2 separate regions of the Homo sapiens genome follow, and region 2 is linked to region 1. Evidence: read pairs that join two places in POLR2A ChIA-PET (ENCODE). Cell type or tissue: GM12878. All regions are shown on one strand. Links, peaks and the distances in the headings refer to the core of each region. The heading gives the core; the rest is flanking DNA. Region 1 overlaps EPM2AIP1 (EPM2A interacting protein 1). Region 2 overlaps TRANK1 (tetratricopeptide repeat and ankyrin repeat containing 1).

The links. Peaks named below come from ENCODE experiments on the same cell type or tissue, not always from the same donor. Only the 100,000 strongest peaks of a DNase experiment are listed, where the experiment ranks them.
Region 2: POLR2A ChIA-PET joins it to region 1 with 5 read pairs; 15 of 35 experiments call an interaction of 5 or more read pairs at or near these places.

What each region holds. Positions count from the first base shown.
Region 1 is chr3:36,984,600-36,989,985 of GRCh38, forward strand. EPM2AIP1 (EPM2A interacting protein 1) reads right to left here. Exons shown (of 1, transcript NM_014805.4): 1 at 444-5,386. Among named protein-coding and RNA genes, the nearest start is that of EPM2AIP1, 5.8 kb to the right of the region's middle. In GM12878, for the core only: no CTCF peak of the experiment used is centred there; no DNase peak of the experiment used is centred there; H3K4me3 peaks cover 1,634 bases; H3K27ac peaks cover 1,406 bases.
Region 2 is chr3:36,880,400-36,885,785 of GRCh38, forward strand. All of the region lies in intron 8 of TRANK1 (tetratricopeptide repeat and ankyrin repeat containing 1), which reads right to left. It also overlaps the pseudogene CBX3P10. Among named protein-coding and RNA genes, the nearest start is that of LINC02033, 61 kb to the left of the region's middle. In GM12878, for the core only: no CTCF peak of the experiment used is centred there; no DNase peak of the experiment used is centred there.

The DNA of each region.
Region 1 (5,386 bases), core at 56-5,055:
ACATACACACATATTTTGTTTTGCTTGAGACGGAGCCTTGCTCTGTCGCCCAGGCTGGAGTGCAGTGGCATGATCTCAGCCACTGCAACCTCTGCCTCCTGGGTTGGAGCGATTCTCCTGTCTCAGCCTCCTGAGTAGCTGGGATTACAGGCATGCACCACCACACCTGGCTAATTTTTGTATTTTTAGTAGAGATGGGGTTTCACCATATTGGCCAGGTTGGTCTCAAACTCCTGACCTTAGGTGATGCACCTGCTTCGGCTTCCCAAAGTGCTGGGATTACAGGTGTGAGCCACCGCGCCTGGCCTAATTTATATTTTAAAATAAGGATCACTCTGAATGCTATGTAGAGAATAAACTATATGAGGAAAATATAGAAGCAGGGTACATACCAAAGAGTATGCCAAGAATGGGTGCACATGCTCACTGAAAGACAGATGTGATCATTTTCATAGTAACTTTATTCATAATGACCACAAGCTGGAAACAACCTAAATTTCTATCAACGGTAGAATGGGTAAGTTGTGATGTAGTCACACAATGGAATACTACACAGAAGTAAAACATGAACTGCTACTACATATAACATGGATTACTCTCACAGATACAATGTTGAACAAGACACGGAAGAGTGCATATAATTATTTCACTTACATAAAGTTTTAAAACAGGCAAAACTAATCCGTGGTGATAAAAGGGGTTGGTGGGGGCCTGGGGAACATAAGGACACCTACTGAAGTGCTAGAAATATTCTATATTTTGACCTGGGTGGTGCATTCAAGGGCATATATAAAAACCCACTGAGGTGTACACTTAATATCGGTACACTTTTAAATTTTACCTCAGTAACAAGTTGAAAATATATTGGAAGAAAGCATATAAATGAAGATGTTAATCAGTGGTGTTGTCTTCCAAATATTTCTGGTTTTTCTCCCAGGTATATGCAAGGATCACACTCCTCCTAGAACTTTAATGTGGCTATGTGATTTGCTTTGGCCAATGAAAGTCCTTTAAGAGTCCTTAAGTGATTTGCCATACTCTTTTTTCATTTCCCAAAGTTAGCACCCACACTCCTGATGGTATCTGCTTTGTCAGCCTGAGACCCAGAATGAAGGCAACTTAGAGCACAAATTGGTGAACTTTCTCTGTAAAGGGCCACAGAATAAGTATTTTAGGTTTTGTGAGATGTACACACTCTGTAGCAACTACTCAGCTGTGCCATTGTAGAACCAAAGTAGCCACAGATAATAAATAAATGGACAAGGCTATATTCCAGTAAAACTTTATTTAGATAAATAAGGAGCTAGACAGATTTTGCCCATGGACCATAGTTTGATCATGGCCAACCTATGATCTAAACCAAAGTCCCTAGGCAAGTTGCAATAGAAAAGTTGTGTGAGACAGTGAGATTTTGCCTTTGTTATTCAATGGCAAGCTAGCCCATGCTGACACAGAAATTGGTCCCTTGTTTTTTAAAATGCTAAAATACTGAACACTGGCTTAATGGTTAGCTGGCAGGCATTCAGGAAATTGCTATCAGAAGATGGAAGAAATAACTTACACAAGGGTAATTTATATTATGGAAAGGTGAAACTGCCCCTTGAGATAACCTGAAAGGCAGATCATCTACCCTTTACTAAAGAAAAAGACAGAAAAACAAAATATTTTGTAGTTGCTGTTCACTGCACTTGACAAAACGTACAGAAGAGATGAACTCAGAAAAGACTGGTCAGTTTGCAGGCAAAAATGAAAAGGAAGAGAATTCAAATTCAAGTACTTACTGGGTAGGATGAGGCAACATTTTAATATCAAAAAGAAAGATAAAAATGGGAAATCCTTTTACAAATAAATAAAAAGAGAAATCCTTTAGCCAAAAGGTTGATTAAAAGCCAGTTTTGCCGCCGGGTGCAGAGGCTCACACGTATAACACCAACATTTTGGGAGCCCGAGGCGGGCGGACTGCTTGAGTCCAGGAATTCGAGACTAGCCTGGGGAATACAGCAAGACCCTGTCTCCACATAAAAATACAAAAATTAGCTGGGTGTACTCGTGTATACCTGTATTCCCAGCTACTTAGGAGGCTGCAGTGGGAGAATTGCTTGAGCCAGGAAGGCAGAGATTGCATTGAGCTGAGATTGTACCTCTGCACTCCAGCCTGGGTGACAAAGTGAGACCCCGCCTCAAAAAAAAAAAAAAAAAAAAAAGCCAGTTTTGCAGCAAGCACCAAATCACTGGATGACTATGACACCTACTGTTAAGATCTCTGAATGACTTAATATGCCTCAGACTAAAACTCCAACTAAGATTATACTAGTTAATCCCATAAATTGGTCAAAATGGCTTAAGGAAACAGACTAAGGGTGTGGCTTTCCCACCTAAGCCTGAAAAGCCTCAGTTACCCAGAAATTAAGTTCAGAGAGGCATGGGAACAAGAAGGCAAAGGAATACAGCAAACTTTAGAAGTATACATTAACTAGATGTCACTTTTGGGTCATCTCCCTTTGGGTGATAAGGACATTCTGCAGGTGTAAAAACAAGTGAACTGAATATATAGTGACCAGAAGGGCTGAGTCAGTCTTCTACTTTGTTAAATTTACTTACTTTTAAATCCCAGAAGAGCCAAAAATCATCTGTAAAGGAAAGTAGCAAGTAAATAGCATGCCATTTTCTCCTAGTGTTGATGCCTACAAAAGGAAAAATGATTATTAACTCTTAGGCGGCATTATCTTTTTCCAATACTAAATGTAACATTTAGTAAAAACATATTGTTTTAGTTCACTAAGTAGTTGTCTAATCTTTTCCCTCTATATGTAGGTTCCTTTGGAAATTTAAAAAAAAAAAAAAAATATATATATATATATGACACTGTTTACAAAGGGTAAAAAAAAATAAGATTCTATACATGGATATGCAAACTTAATATTACATAGTGGATTTGGTGTGTATATTTGGTTTTGAATCCTGAGTTTACTACTTACTGTGTTTACCAGGGAAAACCGCAATTTGTTATCCTTCTCTCCTTTCATACAACAGAGAAAACCACAATTTGTTTAACAGTCACATAATACATATTTAAGTCACATGCTAAGCACTACACTAAATTCTGAGAATACAACGAGGTCCCTAGTTACAAAGAACTTGTCTTCATTTTTCAATTAGTAATATGTGGATAAAAGTTACCCAATGGACAGTCTAAGGCAGAATGACTGTGAAGGTCAAATAAGACTGTGAAAGAGCTTCAAAAATTGTAAAACACTACACAAATATTCGTTTGTCCAAACATTTATTGAAATGCCAGGCATTGTGCTAAGCACTAGAGATATAACAGTGAACAAGGCTTATATGGTCCCTGCCCTTACAAAGCTTACAGTCTAGCAGTGATCAATAAGCAGTAACAATAAAGTGTGCCAAGTGTATGTCTGGGAAAGAACAGGGTGTATAGGGAATGGATAGTAAGGGCACCTAATCTAGAGGGCATCAATGAAGGTTTCCTAGATGAAGTGGCATACTGAGACCTTAAAGATGAAGATAAATTTGTATTGTACCCTAAGAGCAATGGTGAAAGCAATGCAGTGACATGATCAGTAAGTCTTTTGGAGCAATTTGGTTGTAGTGTAGAAAGGAATAAAAATAAAAAACAGGGAGACTAATAAGGAGGCTGTTGCTATAATTTAGGTAGGTTGATGGCCTGAATTAAAATGGCAGCATTGGAGAATTGGTAAAAAGGACAAATGAATGGTTGGTAGTGGTAATGCCATTTAGTCAAAGAGGAAACATGAGAGGAGGAGCAGGATTGGGGGCAAGATCAATGACATGTAGTGCCTGAGACAGCAAAGAGCATTTGTTAGCAATTAGATACATCAATTAGGGAAGATCTAGAAAGGAGATATGAATCTGACAGTCATTTGCATATAAATGGTAAGGAAACCATGGAAGGAAATGAGATCAGCTAGCGAGCTGACACAGAACAAGGCAGTCTAAAACAAATTTTTTTAAAAATACGAAGAACAGATATTGAAGGGAAGAGGTGCCTGCAAAGACTAAGAAAGCACACCTGGAGATGGTATCTCCTCAAAGCTAAAGTCATCAAGTGTTCAAGTGTTTCAAGGAGGGTAAGACTATTAACAAGGACTTAGCATAGTAGAGCAATTTGAGTGGCAATACGGGACACTGGGAATACAAATCTGTCAAGAAAACTAGTAGGAATGAGCTATAGGACAGTAACTGGTAAGGACCTAATAATTTTTTTTTTAATGTACGTATTTTAACTATATTCACTGCTACAACAGGACCAGTAACAACTATATTTATTTAAAAAAAAAAAGACTGCCATGCAGTTACAGAATTACTTAATACAGAAAACAGTAAAATACACTTTTTTCTTTTTCTTTTTTTTTTTTTTTTTTTACAAACAAGACTAGCTTATAGCAAATTCTCTATAGCTAAGGGTCAATTTAAAATCCTTGGCTTATATCTCCCCCTCACTCAATGACTACATGATGCAAACTAATTTTATTAACACCTTAAGCAAAACATACTGGAATTTCACAAAATGTACAAGATTTCAATATTTAAGGAACTGGGGTTAGAAAGCAGAAGTGGCTTTCAGGTCTTCCAGTCTTTCTCTCAAGTAATAAAGCTCTGCTGTGAATATTCAAAGCTATTGGGAAATTACCGGTAGATTTTTCTGTTTTTTTTTTTCGGTTTTCCACTATGTTGTTTCTCTAGATATGTAAGCTTACTCTATTAACCAAAATCTCAGCTTGACCATTCTTGATAAGTACCTAATCGACATGTAACTTTTTTTCTGCCTTAAATATGTATAACAGGACAGAGCCCTTAAATCTGATTCAATTATTAATTCCTGATTTACAAGTGCTATGGTGAGCTAACAGAACTTATCAATGCCTTTATTGCACTTTACTAGCCAAATTTAGAAGGTTGGAATTAGTCTCTCCTATCTAGTATTCTGTCAGTTTGCCCAGCTTGTACTTTTAATTTTGCTTCTAATGGTAATCTGCCCTATCCCTTGAAATAAAATAATCTACATTTTGGGAGGGCTAATTCTTCATTGTGCCAGGCTGTCCCATGCACTGCAGGGGTGAGTGTCTTTAGGCTTAAATGCCAACAGAAGCCCCTAGTAAATATGACAACCAAAAAAGTGCCCCTACACATTTCTCAGCATCCTCTGGAATGACAGGTTACTGCCTCTAGTTGAAAGCCACTGGCACAACTTTGGTTTTTAAGCTCTTATGCCATTTATTTTAATTGCCCAGACATCAATTCCACCTAAATTCTTAGTCATAGCCTGGTTCCTTGAATTTGCTGGATTAGTAACCACAGATTAAGGTGTTTCAATAGTTAAGACAGGACTTTGGAACAAGAG
Region 2 (5,386 bases), core at 289-5,288, 100 kb before region 1:
ATCTCTTTCCTTTGATTTGCTCTCATCAGATTTACTGTGAGATAAAGTATTTTGTAATTCCTTTTCTTTACTTAATTTGGGAATTAATAAATGCTTCAATTAACTCTGGAGAATCTAAATTTTCTTCAGGTAACCAAGCATTGTATCATGACGTTCTTCCATCTGTAGGTCTGTAGCATCTGTAAATCCCTTCCACTTGAGGAAATAATCCACTTTCCCTTTCACTACACATCAATCTACTACTTTTTCCACCACAAATTCTCCAACTTTTTTACTCTTTCCATTCTGTTTCTTTCCCCTTGTTTGCAATGTAGTTTAATTGGAGGCCATTTTCTTTTATTATTATTATTATTATTATACTTTCAGTTTTAGGGTACATGTGCACAGCGTGCAGGTTTGTTACATATGTATACATGTGCCATGTTGGTGTGCTGCACCCATTAACTCGTCATTTAGCATTAGGTATATCACCTAATGCTATCCCTCCCCCCTCCCCCCACCCCACAACAGTCCCCGGTGTGTGATGTTACCCTAATTGGAGGCCATTTTCTTATTGCAGACTTGAAGAGCCACTATTCACTGCCTCTCAGCTGTTCTGGGTCATGGGTCTGTGGCATCTACAACCCTGTGCACCTTAAATTCAAGCCACATCCAATGAACTTTTTTTTATCAAAAACATGAACTTTCAATATTTTTCCCCTTTAAAATATTTTTTCCATTGAGATACAGCTCATATAACATAAAATTCATTCTTTTAAAGTGTATTATTTGCCCGGGTGTGGTAGCTCACACCTGTAATCCCAGGACTTTGGGAGGCCGAGGAGGGCAGATCACCTGAGCTCAGGAGTTCAAGACCAAACTGGCCAACATGGTAAAACCCCATCTCTACTAAAAATACAAAAATTAGCCAGGCATGGTGGCATGCGCCTGTAGTCCCAGATACTGGGGAGGCTGAGGCAGAATGGCGTGAACCCAGGAGGCAGAGCTTGCAGTGAGCAGAGATCGCACCACTGCACTCCAGCCTGGGTGACAGAGCAAGACTCCGTCTCAAAAAAAAAACAAAATTAGCCAAGCATGGTGGCACATGCCTGTAGTCTCAGCTACTTGGGATGCTGAGGCAGGAGAATCGCTTGAACCCAGGAGGCAGAGGCTACAGTAAGCCGAGATCACATCACTGCACTCCAGCCTGGGCAACACAAGGAGAATCTCTCTCAAAAATAAATAAATAAATATAAACTATATAATTTAATTAGTTTTAGTATATTTATGAAGTTGTACAACCATCACCACTGTCCAATTCCAGAACATTTTCATCACCCCTAAAATAAATCTCATACACATTAAGTCATTCTCTACTCCCCTTCCCAAACCCCTGGCAACCAGTAATCTACTTTCTGTCTCTAGGGATTTCCTTATTCCGGACATTTCATATCAACGGAATCACACAACACATGGTCTTTTTTGTCTGCTTCTTTCACCTAGCATAACGCAATCTTCCTCCGTGTTGTAGCATGTATCAGTACTTCCTTTTTATGGTTGAATAATATTCCCTTGTATGGATATGGCATATTTTGTTTATCCATTCCTCAGTTGATAGAGATTTGGGTTGTTTCCACTTTTCTGGCTATTATGAATAATGCTGATATGAATAATCATGTACAAGTTCTTATTTGGGCATGTTTACCTTCTCCTGGTATATACCTATGAGTGACAGATTTGGTCTTCTGGTAACTGTTTAACTTTCTGAGCAACTGTCAAACTGTTTTCCAAAGCAGATGCACCATTTTTCTTACCCACCAGCAATGTATGAAGGATCCAAGTTTTCCACTTCCTTGTCAACATTTGTTGTTATCTTTTTTTATTTTAGTCATCCTGGTGGGTATAAAGTGTATCTAAAATTTTTAAACTGGTTTTTAGAAAGGTGATTCAAAGACTCCTACAACACATGAATAGGCAAAGAGATAAACAGAATAGAACAGGAAGTTCAGCATTAGTGACATCTCCAATTACTGAGGTTAAGACAGACTTTTAAATAAATAGTGCAGAGACAAATAGGTAATTATTTGGAAAAAAAAGTAAAGCTAGATTCTTATAATAAACTACAATGGACCAAGAATCTAAATGTAAAAAAATGAAACACTACAGGCACCTGAAGAAAATACAGGTGAATTCTTCTTTAACTTTGGTGTAAGGAAAGACTTTGTTAACTCCAAATCTGGGGGCAATAAACAATAGATTGATAAATCTGACTACATAAAAAGAAAACCAAATTGCATGACAAAAAACAACAAAGTCAGAAGACAACTGACAAACCGGGAGAAAATAATTGCAGTATATACCACAGACAAGAGCTAATGAGCGAAGAATTCTTAAAAATTGAGGACAAAGGACCAAAAACCATAAAGAAAAATGGGAAAGAGACATGAACATATAATTCATAGTAAAAGATATTAAAGTGATTCTTAAACACATTCTTAAAAGTTCAACCTCACACATAATTAGAGAAATGCAAATTAAAACGATACTGGAAGAACAATTCTCACCTATTGGACCAGAAAACCTTTTAAAATAAGACAACAAATTCTACTGGTGAGACTGTTGTGAGAGAAGCACCCTCATACATTGTCGGTGGTAACGCAAATTGGTACAACCCTCTCCTAGATGAAAAGTTGATAATATCTAACAAAACTACATAAGCATTTATACATATGAATTAATATGGAGTGATTTCCAGGACATACTCTCAGTGAAAAAAATCAGGCAAGGTGCAATGGCTCATGCCTGTAATCTCAGCATTTTGTGAGACCAAGGCAGGCAGATCACTTGAGCCCAGGAGTTTGAGACCAACCTGGAAAACATGGCAAAACTCTGTCTCTACCAACAACAACAGCAAAAAAAATAGTGGGGCATGGTAGCACATGTCTAGTCTTAGCTACTCAGGAGGCTGAGGTGGTAGGATCGCTTGAGCCCGGGTGGGTGAGGCTGCAGTGAGCCAAGACTGCACCACTGCATTCCAGACTGGGTGATAGAGTAAGACTCTGTCTCAAAAAAAAAAAAAAACGCAGAGAAAAGAAAAGAGAAGAAAGAAAAAAGAAAACGTGCCAAAGAGTATCTATATAATGTAACTCTTCATGCAAAAAAAAAAAAGGGAGCTATAAGAAAATAGCATGTGTGTGTTCATTGCTGCAAAAGAAATCCAGAAAGAATAGGCCTGAAATTAAAGAAACTGATTATCTATAAGGCTGGATGGGCAGGCGGCAGAAAGGAGGAGGAAATGGAAATGGCCAGGGTGCAAGGATGAGACGGAAGTGACATTTCTTTAAGCCTATCTTTTGTAAAGTTCTGACTCCTAGAACCATGGTAATATTTCACATGCCCTTCATATACCCAAAATATAAACAAAATCAAACAGGATGTGGGGCAAATCCTAAAATGGAATACAAACACTAAAAAAATGAGTTTGAGTGTCCTACAAATTACTAACAAAACCATGGTAAAGGGAGTGGGAAAGAAAAGAACTACCAGTATCTTAACAGGATGCTCTAAGGCTAAAGACAAAAAACACTGAATATAAATGAACATAAAGTGAATATAAATCTAGTCAGTAAATGTGTTTCTCACAGAGGTATTATGGGTTACCTAGTCTGAAATTCATAGACTGAATAAGTAAATATATTGTAGATGAACAATATTACAAATAAAAAGGGCTGAATGATCATGGTGTTTGGACTGGAATCAGAGATATCAGTATAAACTCATGGTTTTTAACATAGACATATGCAGAGAGATACAATAATACAGATGTAGTATCATCGGTTAGTGCACATACATGTATGTCCTAGCTCTTATCTGCCAAAAAGTCCTAGAAACAATGACACTCCGCTTCGCAATGGCATACCTAGTACCAGATCTTGTTTCCTCTAACATTCTCCAATAGGAACCAGGGATCCTTAGAGAAGTGGTTGATTCCAGGGCTGGGACAGGGACCACGCAATATGAACCTGGAACACCTTGTGGTGTCTGAAAGTAAGGAAGTGCTCAAGGGGACTTTTTGAAGGAACACAGGAGCCAGTCTGAAGGAGTGCCTTATGGCTAAAGCTGGAGCAACGTTAGCAACAAAATAAATAATCATACCATTGGATTTTATCCCATAGAATAAAATAAACATCCGAGTCCATACTGAAATCATTATATAATTGAATATACAGGGAGAAGGAACAGCTCTTCATTACATAAGAATTCCAAGCAATAGGCCAGGCGTAGTGGCTCACGCCTGTGATCACAGCACTTTGGGAGGCCCAGGCAGGTGAATCACGTGAGGCCAAGAGATTGAGACCACCCTGGCCAACATGGTGAAACCCTGTCTCTACTAAAAACACAAAAATTAGCTGAGCATGGTGGCACACACCTGTAATCCCAGCTACTCATGAGGCTGAGGCAGGAGAATCGCTTGAACCCGGGAGGCGGAGGCTGCAGTGAGCTGAGATCGCGCCACTGCACTCCAGCCTGGAGACAGAGCAAGACTCTGTCTCAGAAAAAAAAAAAAAAAAATTAAACAATAAATGTAGACAGAAGGAAGAAAAATTTTAAATTAATGTTAATCAAAGACCATAGTAATACCTGTAGCTGTCAAGATCTACCAATAGATACCAAAATTGGTGGGCAGAAGTTTGAGAAGAAACAGGGTATATGCAGTTTCAAAGTATCCCCTCCAAGATACTCATTAACTACAAAAGAAAAGATAGTAATTTTACAGTGGAGAAGCCCCACACATCACAAATAATCAAGGTTAACAAATAATCAAATAATCAAGGTTAACATGATAAGAAGTATTGACATCATGAACCCCTTGGTACGATTCACTGAGGATACAAAATCATTTCTGTAATATTCTCACCAAAAACACATAACTTCATTCCAGTCATAACAAAATATCAAACAAACCAAAATTGATAGATAGTCTACCAAATAACTGACTACTACTCTCTGAAAGGGTCAAGGTAACAAAAGGCAAGGAAAGACTGAGGAATGGTCACAGACTACAGAACACTAAGGAGACATGAAAACTAAATGCAATGTGGGATCCTGGAACAGAAAAGGTACGTTAGTGAAAAAGCTAGCGAAACTCATATGAGGTCTGTATATTATTTTTTAGAGACAGGGTCTCAGTCAACTGACTGGGCTGAATGCAGTAGCACGATCGTAGTTCACTGCAGGCTCAAACTCCTGGGCTCAAGCCATCCTCCCATCTCAGCCTCCTGAGTAGCTAGGACTACAGGCCTGTGCCACCACACCCAGCTAATTTTTTTATGTTTATTTTTATAGAGACAGGCTCTCACTATGTTGCCCAGGCTGGTCTCGAACTCCTGGGTTCAAGTGATCCTCC